Regions from separate parts of the Homo sapiens genome. Here region 2 is linked to region 1. A link is an interaction called in ENCODE POLR2A ChIA-PET data of the cell type or tissue named here. Cell type or tissue: HepG2. All regions are shown on one strand. Links, peaks and the distances in the headings refer to the core of each region. The heading gives the core; the rest is flanking DNA. Region 1 overlaps MYH14 (myosin heavy chain 14). Region 2 overlaps LOC105372437 (a long non-coding RNA gene).

What was found. Peaks named below come from ENCODE experiments on the same cell type or tissue, not always from the same donor. Only the 100,000 strongest peaks of a DNase experiment are listed, where the experiment ranks them.
Region 2: POLR2A ChIA-PET joins it to region 1 with 6 read pairs; 6 of 35 experiments call an interaction of 5 or more read pairs at or near these places.

What each region holds. Positions count from the first base shown.
Region 1 is chr19:50,273,428-50,278,802 of GRCh38, forward strand. It overlaps MYH14 (myosin heavy chain 14), which reads left to right. Exons shown (of 43, transcript NM_001145809.2): 28 at 2,564-2,776; 29 at 3,330-3,474; 30 at 4,656-4,862. Among named protein-coding and RNA genes, the nearest start is that of KCNC3, 53 kb to the right of the region's middle. In HepG2, for the core only: a CTCF peak has its summit at 3,402 (motif pointing right); a DNase peak (open chromatin) is centred at 2,844; H3K4me3 peaks cover 363 bases.
Region 2 is chr19:50,343,925-50,349,299 of GRCh38, forward strand. The region is part of intron 2 of LOC105372437 (a long non-coding RNA gene); the gene reads left to right. It also overlaps the pseudogene NAPSB. Among named protein-coding and RNA genes, the nearest start is that of KCNC3, 17 kb to the left of the region's middle. RefSeq lists enhancers at 715-764, 3,397-3,546. In HepG2, for the core only: no CTCF peak of the experiment used is centred there; a DNase peak (open chromatin) is centred at 3,277; H3K4me3 peaks cover 1,406 bases.

The DNA of each region.
Region 1 (5,375 bases), core at 113-5,112:
GTTCACAGTAATTGAGCTCCTACTGTATGCCAAATGTGGTGCTTAGTGTTTCAAATGCTTTTTATGCACTGTGCTTCATGCAATCTAAGACCCACTTGATTACAAGTACAGCTCCATTTCGGAGATGTTAAAATGTGAAAAACTGTGCATCTTAGAGTTGATGGAACATGGGGGGTGTGTGTGTGTGTGTGTGTGTGTGTGTGTGGTTAAGAACACGTCTTTGTTTTGTTTTGAAACGGAGTCTTGCCCTGTTTCCCAGGCTGGAGTGCAATGGTGTGATTTCGGCTCACTGCAACCTCTGCCTCCCAGGTTCAAGCAATTCTTGTACTTCAGCCTCCCAAGTAGCTGGGATTACAGGTGCCCGCCAACAAGCTAATTTTCGTATTTTTAGTAGAGACGGGCTTTCACCATGTTGCCCAGGCTGGTCTGGAACTCCCAACCTCAGGTGATCCATTCGCTGAGGTTAGGATTATAGGCGTGAGGCACTGCACCCGGCCGTGAACACACATCTTTGAGTCTGACTTCTGGGTTGGAATCCTGGCTTCTCCCCTTTCTAGTCATGTGACCTCATGCAAATCACATCACCTCTCTAGCCTCAGTTTTTTCATCTATAAAATGGGGTAATTGTAGACAGTACTCCTAAGGTTAGTGTGAGGGTTAAAGAAGAAAGTGCTCCTCAGACACTTCGCATACCCTGAGCCCTCAATAAATGCCGGATGTTTCTGTTACTACTTTATTACTCTTGTTAATTTTTTTCTTTTTTACTGAGGTGAAATTCACATAAAAGTAACCATTTTTTAAATGTACAATTCAGTAGATTTTGCCCATTCACAATGCTGTGTAACCATCACCTCTATCTAGTTCTAGAACATTTTCTCTTTTATTGAGCTGGAGTCTTGCCCTGTCGCCCAGGCTGGAGTGCAGTGGCATGATCTTGCCTCACTACATCCTCCGCCTCTTGGGTTCAAGCAATTCTCCTGCCTCAGCCTCCCGAGTGGCTGGGACTACAGGTGCCCACCACCACACCCAGCTAATTTTTGTATTTTTAGCAGAGACGGGGTTTCACTATGTTGGCCAGGCTGGTCTCAAACTCCTGACCTCAGGTGATCCACCTGCCTTGGCCTCCCAAAGTGCTGGGATTACAGGCATGAGCCACTGTGCTGGCCTCCAGAACTTTTTTATCACCCCCAAAAGGAAACCCTGTATGTATTAACCAATCACAGCCAGGCACAGTGACTCACGCCATAATCCAGCACTCTGAGAGTAGGAGGCAGGAGGGTCGCCTGAGCCCAGGAATTCAAGACCAGCCTGGGCAATATAATGAGACCCTGTCTCTACAAAAAACTTTTAAAAATTAGCCAAGCATGGTGGCATGTGCCTGTAGTCTCAGCTACTTAGAGGACTGAGGTGGGAGGATCCTTTGAACCTGGGAAGTCGAGGCTGCAGTGAGCTATGATTGTGCCACTGCACTCTGGTCTAGGTGACAGAACGAGACCCTCTCTCTCAAAAAAAAAAAAAAAAAGAAAGCAGCCACTCCCCATCCCTCCTTCTCCCCAGCCTGGCAGCCTCTGATCCACTTTCTGTCTAAATAGAATTTGCCTATTCTAGATATTTCATACAACATGTGGCCTTTTGTGCTTTAGTTATTTTTATCGCCATCTCCCCAGCAACCCTGGTAAAGGGGAGTGTTCATCGTCATGTCCTCCCACAAATCAGGACCCTGCCCTTCTTAAGTCACTTGTTGGAGCAGGGGGCCAGGAGAGGATACTAAGCCAGGCCTGTGTGGCTCCTGAACCATTAACCCCCAGGTCCCAGTTGGTGCTGCCCCCAGATCCAGCTTCTCTTTGCAATGACGCTGTGTGAAGGGACAGGAAGCCACATCCCTGTGAGAGCTGTAAGGAGGGACTCCGGGCCAACCCAGCCACTCACGGACCCGGTAACCTCGGCAAGTGCTTTCTCCACGCTAGACCTCAGTTTCCTCATTTGGCAGGAACATTAAATGAGGTGATACAAGTAAAGCACTGGCATGAGGCAGGAACTTACTAAGTGTCTCCTACGATTACTGTTGCTGTCATTCCCACTTTACAGCTAAGAAAACTGAGGTTCGAAATGAGTCAGGCTGGGCGAAGTGGCTCACTCCTGCAATCCCAGCACTTTGTAAGGCCGAGGTGGGAGGATGACTTGAGGCCAGGAGTTCGAGACCAGCCCTAGGCAACATAGGCAGACCTTGTCTCTTTGGGGAAAAAAGATTAGCCAGGCATAGTGGACCGCACCTGTGGTCTCAGCTACACGGGATGCTGTGGTAGGAGGATCACTTGAGCCCAGGAATTTGAGGCTGCAGTGAGCCGTGACTGCACCACTGCACTCCAGCATGGGCAGCAGAGCGAGACCCTGTCTCAGAAAACTTAAATTAGTACTGCAGCCAAGTGCCCAGTGGCAGAGAGAGGATTCTAACCTGGGACTGGCCACTCCCAAAGCCCACATCCAGCCTCTCAGTCCCCAGAAATCATTGCCTCACTCTGGCCTGCCCCTGTATCAACTCCACGGTTCTTGTCACCCCCAGGGCAGAAGACGAGGGTGGGGCCCGGGCCCAGCTGCTGAAATCCCTGCGGGAGGCTCAAGCAGCCCTGGCCGAGGCCCAGGAGGACCTGGAGTCTGAGCGTGTGGCCAGGACCAAGGCGGAGAAGCAGCGCCGGGACCTGGGCGAGGAGCTGGAGGCGCTGCGGGGCGAGCTGGAGGACACGCTGGACTCCACCAACGCACAGCAGGAGCTCCGGTGAGGCCCGGTGGCAGGCCGCTGTCACAGCCTGTGCACATACAGGGCTGGGGGAAGGACTTAGGTACAAAGTCTCTGTCTATACAGAGGCTTACTTATTGTACAGTTGTTCATGAACCACCGGCTCTAGGTCCGGCCTGGGTCAAGCTGGGGACAGAGATGGGTCAGACCCAGGTGTTACCCTTGGGAACTTCCAGTCTCAGGGGAGGCAGATTCAGGCAAAGACAATCTCAACCCAGAACAAGGGGTGCTTTAGCGGAGTAACACGGGGCACTGTGGGTGATAAGTGAAGACCCCTAAACCAAGTCTATGGGAGATCCAGGAAGACTTTCCTGAGGAAGGGCCTTTTGGAAAAGGGTTTTGAAAGGTGAATAGGAGTTCACCCTTAAAGCCACACTCCTTCCACAGCATCACCACCCAGATCTCCTGAGGAGCATAACATGAGGCCCTCATATTTTAAGGAAACATGAAAAGGAGAAACAACCAGCTCCCCCAAAGCCCCTGCCTTCCTCTGCTCTGAAATTCCCATCCTCTCTCCTTTCCCCCAATAAAGGTCCAAGAGGGAACAGGAGGTGACGGAGCTGAAGAAGACTCTGGAGGAGGAGACTCGCATCCACGAGGCGGCAGTGCAGGAGCTGAGGCAGCGCCACGGCCAGGCCCTGGGGGAGCTGGCGGAGCAGCTGGAGCAGGCCCGGAGGGTGGGTTGGGGCAGGGGGACAGGGCAGGGGGGCCACGGGGAGGGCAGGGCAGGACGCGGGGTTGGAGGAGGTACCGCTGGCTGGTTCTAGGCTAGCTCATCTCCCTGGGCCCCTTTCCTCACGCATTCATGTGCATCTTTCATTCAGCAAGCATTAATGGGGTGTGGACTATGTTCCAGGAGCATTGCTGGGGAACCAGCCATGAACCCAACAACCAGCACTGCCTTCCCTTGTGGAGCTTTCCTTTTAGTGAGAGAGGCAGAGGGTAAACAATATAAACACTTTCAGTTTATATTGGGGTGATAAGTGCTATGGGGCCATAATGAACAGGAAAAAGGGATCAGAATTCTAAGGCGGGTGAGTTTTTAAGTAGAGAGGCTGTGGAGGTATTCTGCGAGAAGGTGACATCAGGGTAAAAAACTGAGGGAGTGGCCGGGCATGGTGGCTCTTGCCTGTAACTTTGGGAGGCTGAGGCAGGCAGATCACTTGAGGCCAGGAGTTCGAGACCAGCCTGGGCAACATGGTGAAACCCCATCTCTACTAAAAATACAAAAACTAGCTGGGCGTGGTGGCACACACGCCTATAGTCCCAGCTACTTGAGAGGCTGAGGCAGGAGAATCACTTGAACCCAAGAAGCAGAGGTTGAAGTGAGTCAAGATTGTACCATTCCACTCCAGCCTGGGTGACAGAGCAAGACTCTGTCTCAAAAAACAAACAAACAAACAAAAATGGGCCAGACGTGGTGGCTCATGGCTGTAATCCCAGCACTGTGGGAGGCTGAGGTGGGTGGATCACCTGAGGTCAGGAGTTCAAGACCAGCCTGGCCAACATGGCAAAATCCCATCTCTACTAAAAACACAAAAAATTAGCCGGGCGTGGTGGTGGGCGCCTGTAATCCTAGCTACTTGGGAGGCTGAGACAGGAGAATCACTTGAACCTGGGAGGCGGAGGTTGCAGTGAGCAGAGATCGTGCCTTTGCACTCCAGCTTGGGCAACAAGACTGAAGCACTGTCTCAAAAAAAAAAAAAAAATTGGGAGTGAGGGGTGAGCTATTTGTTCACTGGGAGAAGTGTGTTCCAGGCAGAGGGAACAGCCAGTGCAAAGGCCCTGAGATGGGAGTGTGCCTGGCCTGGTCCAGGAAAGGCCTCATAGATCTTTGCTCATCTCCTTCCCACACCAGGGCAAAGGTGCATGGGAGAAGACCCGGCTGGCCCTGGAGGCCGAGGTGTCCGAGCTGCGGGCAGAACTGAGCAGCCTGCAGACTGCACGTCAGGAGGGTGAGCAGCGGAGGCGCCGCCTGGAGTTACAGCTGCAGGAGGTGCAGGGCCGGGCTGGTGATGGGGAGAGGGCACGAGCGGAGGCTGCTGAGAAGCTGCAGCGAGCCCAGGTAAGTGGGGTGGGCAGGGCAGAGGTTTCTGCTGTGTGACCTTGGTGACATGCCTGCCCTCTCTGGGCTTCTATTTGGTCCATATCAAACCAATTGTCTCGTTTGGCTCTTCCAACATAATCATGTACAAGTCTGGGCACAGTGGCTCATGTCTGTAATTCTAGCACTTGGGAGGCCAAGGCAGGAGGATTGCTTGAGCCCAGGAGTTCGAGACCAGCCTGGGCAACATAGTGAGACCCCATCTTCAGAAAAAAAAAAATTTTAATTAGCCAGGTATGCTGGCATGTGCCTGTAGTCCCAGCTACTCAGGGGACTGAGGAAGGAGGATCCCTTGAGCCTGGGAGGTCGAGGCTGCAATGAGCTGTGATTGTGCCACTGCACTCTAGCCTGGGCAACAAAGTGAGATCCTGTCTCAAAATAATAATAATAATACCCAGTACTTTGGGAGGCCGAGGCGGGCAGATCACCTGAAGTCAGAAGTTCGAGACCGGCCTCACCAACATGGAGAAACCC
Region 2 (5,375 bases), core at 177-5,176, 71 kb after region 1:
CTGCAAAACATAGGGATACCCTCTTCTTTACAAAAAATTTCAAAAATTAGCTGGGCATGGTGACACATGCCTGTAGTCCCAGCTACTTGGGAGGCTGAGGTGGAAGAATGGCTTAAGACCACGAGTTTGAGGCTGCAGTGAGCCATGATCGCACTACTGCACTCCAGCCTGGGTGACACAGCAAGACCCAATCTCAACAAATAAATAAATAAAAAGAAAAAAATTATTTTAAAAAAGGAGCTCTGAGCCAGACGTGGTGGCTCACGCCTGTAATCCCAGCACTTTGGGAGGCTGAGGTGGGCAGATCACCTAAGGTCGGGAGTTCAAGACCAGCCTGATCAACATGGAGAAACCCCATCTCTACTAAAAATACAAAATTAGCCGGGGTGGTGTGGCACATGCCTGTAATCCCAGCTACTTGGGAGGCTGAGGCAGGAGAATCGCTTGAACCCAGGAGGTGGAGGTTGTGGTGAGCCAAGATCGTGCCATTGCACTCCAGCCTGGGCAACAAGAGTGAAACTCTGTCTCAAAAAAAATAAATAAATAAAAGGGAGCTCTGATCTTAGGAGATGTCAGAGTAGAGCCCTCGGGGTGAGAGCCCACTTTAGAGATCTGGAAAGCCAAGAAAGAAGAGTCAAGGATCCTGGGTGCCAGGTTTGGGAATCACTGAACCAGGAGCCCCAGACTTAAAGGGCAAAAAGCAGAGAATCCCTCCCAGGTTTGGGGGTGGCAAATGGGGTCACCATACCGGATCAGTGTGGCCCCAGCAGGCTCCACATTCAGCAGAGGCAGCAGCAGCAGCAAGGGTAGCAGCAGCAGTGGTGGAGACATTGCTGGGGAGCCGGGTGTGAACCCAGGCTTCCTAGTTTTCTTTCCCCTGTGACTCCACCCTGTTTATGCCCCACCTCCCGGTTTAGGAGGTGACCAGAACACGAGGTCTCTCAGCAGGTGACACAGGGGGACAAGGATGTTTTTGAAGATTTGTGCAGAGTATTTGTGTAGTGTCAACAAAAGTTGTATCCTGTGTCCTTAGTGCTCCTCATTCCCTACTTGGGGGGTGGTGGTCGTGGGGTGTCCTCTGCTGGGACTGCCTCCCACCCCCCATCCTTTAGCCTCTGTCACTTTTACTTCTCACTTTCACATCACTTTTCTGAGACTCATTAACCACAGTGTTTCCTTGGCCAAGTGGGAGGGACCAGCAGGTGTCTGTGAAGGGCCTGGGGAAGGGAGAGAGGAACTGATTATAAGCCTGCCCTCCCATATGAAGTGGGACTGCCTGCGTCTGAGGACCCAGACTCTTATTTGTAGGTGAAGTATGTTTCTTGTAAGCAACAAAACATTGGGTCTTCTTTTTCATCCATTCATCCGTTCTATATCTTTTTATTCGAGAGTTTAGTCCATTTACATTCAATGTTGTTCTTGATAAGGACGTCCTCCTGACATTTTGTTACTTGTTTTCTGGTTGTTTTGTAGTATTCTCTTCTTTCTGTCCTTCTTTCATGTTATTTATTTATTTATTTATTCATTTATTTTTGAGACAGAATCTCATTGTCGCCCAGGCTGGAGTGCCGTGGTGCAATCTCGGCTCACTGCAACCTCTGCCTCCTGGATTCAAGCGATTCTCGCCTCAGCCTCCCGAGTAGCTGGGACTACAGGCGCGTGCCACTGCACCTGGCTAATTTATGTATTTTTAATAGAGATTTGGTTTCATGATGTTGGCCATACTGATCTCAAACTCCTGACTTCAGGTGATCCACCCGCCTCAGCCTCCCAGAGTGCTGGGATTACACATGTGAGCCACCACACCTGGCCTCTGTTTTCCTTTTAGAGAAGATAATTTTCCTTGGTCATATGATTTAATTTTTTGCTTTTTTTTTTGTATCTGTTGTATGTTTTTTGATTTGAGGTTACCATGAGGCTTGCAAATATTGTCTTTTTTTTTTTTTTTTTTTGAGATGGAATCTCGCTCTGTTACCCAAGCTGGAGTGCAGTGGCTCGATCTCGGCTCACTGCAAGCTCTGCCTCCTGGGTTGACGCCATTCTCCTGCCTCAGCCTCCAGGGTAGCTGGGACTACAGGTGCCTGCCACCACACCTGGCTATTTTTTTTTTTTTTTTTTTGTATATTTAGTAGAGACGAGGTTTCACCGTGTTAGCCAGGATGGCCTCGATCTCCTGACCTCATGATCCGCCTGCCTTGGCCTCCCAAAGTGCTGGGGTTACAGGCGTAAGCCACTGTGCCCTGCCATAAATACTATCTTATAACCCATTATTTTAAGCTGACAACATAAACTTAACACTGTTTGCATAAACAAACCAACAAACCAACAAACAATAAGAAAATTAGTAAAAACTCTACACCTTCACTTTGTCCCCAACTTTTTAACTTTTTGTTGTTTGTATTTATATCTTATTGTACTGTCTATGTCTTGAAGCGTTGTTGTAGTTATTATTTTTGATTGGTTCATCCTTTAGTTTTTCTACTTAAGAGTTGTTCACACACCATAGTTATACTGTTACAATACACCATGTTTTTCTGTGTGCTTACTATTAGCAGTGAGTTTTGTACCTTCAGATGATTTTTTTTTTTTTTTTTGAGACGGAGTCTTGCTCTGTCACCCAGGCTGGAGTGCAGTGGTGCGATCTCAGCTCACTGCAAGCTCCACCTCCCGGGTTCATGCCATTTTCCTGCCTCAGCCTCCCGAGTAGCTGGGACTACAGGCACCCACCACCACATCCGGCTAATTTTTTTGTATTTTTAGTAGAGACGGGGTTTCACCGTGTTAGCCAGGATGGTCTCGATCTCCTGACCTCGTGATCCACATGTCTCTGCCTTCCAAAGTGCTGGGATTACACACGTGAGCCACCGCGTCTGGCCCAGATGATTTTTTATCACTCATTAACATGCTTTTCTTTCTGACTGAAGTACTCCCTTTAGCATTTCTTGTAGGACAGATCCGGTGTTGATGAAATTCCTCAGCTTTGTTTGTTCTGGGAGAGTCTTTATTTCTCCTTCATGCTTGAAGAATATTTTCACTGGATATGCTATTCTAGTGTAGCAGGACAAGCTGTGGAGAAAACCCCACAGACACCGAGATAGTGAAGGAAGTAGCTTTTAATCAGCTGGAAGCATCAGCAGACTAGCATCTTAAAATTCAAGCTTGTTGAGTGCACAATTTCTGTCGCTTTTAAGGGTTCACAACACTAAAGATTTTACATGAAAGGACCGTGATTGATTGAGCAATCTAGGGGGTATGTGACAGGGGCTGCATGCACCAGTAATCAGAGCAAAGCAGAACAGAACGAGAAGTTTCACAATGTCTTTCCATACAATGTCTGGAATTTATGGATAATCGGTTGCTAGGTCATGGGTTGAATTTTAACTATCAGGCTAAGGTCAGGCAGGCCCAGGCCTGGTTTTGGGTCTGGTTTTGGGTCTGGTGCATGGCGCCGGGCTGCCTGCCTTTGGTTTCGCTTCCTTGTTTCTTCTTAAAACAGGTACTGAGTATGAAACAATATAGAACAATATGGGGGGGTCTCTTTCTCTCTTCTCTCATTTCCCCGCTTTGAGACTCTCACTCATGGTATTAGTGGAAGTTCTCACTTTCATTTTTACTACTTATGTCTTCCTGTGCAATAGATTGATAGTGATTCAAATAATATACTCGTGCTGAAGCATTCTGGTGAACTAAGGTAGTGATGAAGCTTTTTATCATTTGAAGAAGTATAGGTAGCAAACAAGGGAGTAGTAAGCGGATTCCTATTACTATTATAACTCCTATTATAAGAGTTTTAAGCCCTCCTATTGCTGGGAACCAATTTCCAAACATGGCCTCAGGATCAAATCCGTGCCACACTCGCACTGTACATGTGCCAGTTTTGTTATATCTTTAACTATGTCTTCAACTACTTGCCCTTGATCATCTATGTGGAGACAGCAATTAGTAAGGTTAAATTTTCCACAAACTCCTCCTTCAGCTGCTAGCAAGTAGTCGAGAGCTAGTCTATTTTGGTAGATAGCATTCCTCATCTGAGTCTCTTGCCGGGCAAGAACAGTCAAGGCTTGACCAGTTTAATTAGTAATAATTTCTAAAACAGCTTGCAACTGTATGATTCAGTTGAGCATGTAGATGGGGGTCCAATATCCCTATGAGCCATCTTATGCCCAAGTGGCGGGCCCATAGTATTGTATAATTCTTTCAGGGGGCCATCATCATCTTTCCAGTTACCTATGGCTATGCTTCGTTTTTCACGGGAAGCATAGACAGGGAATCCTAAGAGTTTGTTGTTTTTATGGGCAGCAGGAAGAAAGATGGTTTAATAGTGCCAATTACACAGCTACCTGTCTACTGATCAGATAGCTTAGCATAAGCTCTATGTCCACATATCCAGTATAACCCAGTAGGGGCAGTCCAGTCCCAGTGGAATTCTGGGTGGGCCTAAACAGTCTGCAATTTTGGAAATTTACGGAATGGATTTTTTTCCGTGTAATTGGAACTCCACCATGTAACTGTTTTTGTGGTACCATTATACAGTTTTTGTCCAAGACAACTAACCTGTCCTACAGGATGAGTGAATTCTTTTCCTTCTCTAGCTATGCAACATTGTCCAATAATTGAGGCTTTTAGAACCCAGAAATTGTCAGGGTGGTTCTTTTGGGCCGAGAATTCATCAGGAACTGGGTCTGTAGGAACTCATTCTCGGGCTTCCCATGGCCACTGATCTCCTGTTACAGTTGCTCCACAAACAAAACACGAAGTGACTTTTAGAGACTGGGCTACATGCTCGGCTAACTGCAAAAACAAATGTCTAGTTTTTCCTGGAATTTCAGGCACTGGCACATTTTGTTCATCATAGAAAGTGTGAAATACTGGCTCTGGAGAGCATGTTCGAACCTCTCCTTTTATTAAAATGTTTACCCTAGGGTCTAGTCTTTTTCCATCAATGCCTAGAGATAAGTATTTTCCTTTTTTCTATTTTGGGTCTGAGGGGCTTGTGATTACTAATTTTAAAGGGTTGCAGCTTCCACTCATGCAGGACAGGCTTCCTTTCCCTTTTTGGAGCAAAACAGGATCTTTTTCATTTTTTTTTTCCCAAGTAGCCTAAATGACACAAGACCAGTACCCACATTCTTTTCCACACAATCCTGATTCATGACAGATGTACTTATTTTCGGTCATGTAGTTTTTTCCTAATTAAAAGAGCCACATCCTGCTCCTAACTTATTGCTATTAATGACAGCACAGCGTCAAATCTTAAGATTATGCATTTGGGCACCCCTTTTTCTTCTGTTCTGGCTAATACTTTACTTGTATCATTTATGAGTCCCTGCCAGTGTTCAGTCCTTAATCTTATTTCAAAAACTGTGGAAATGGGA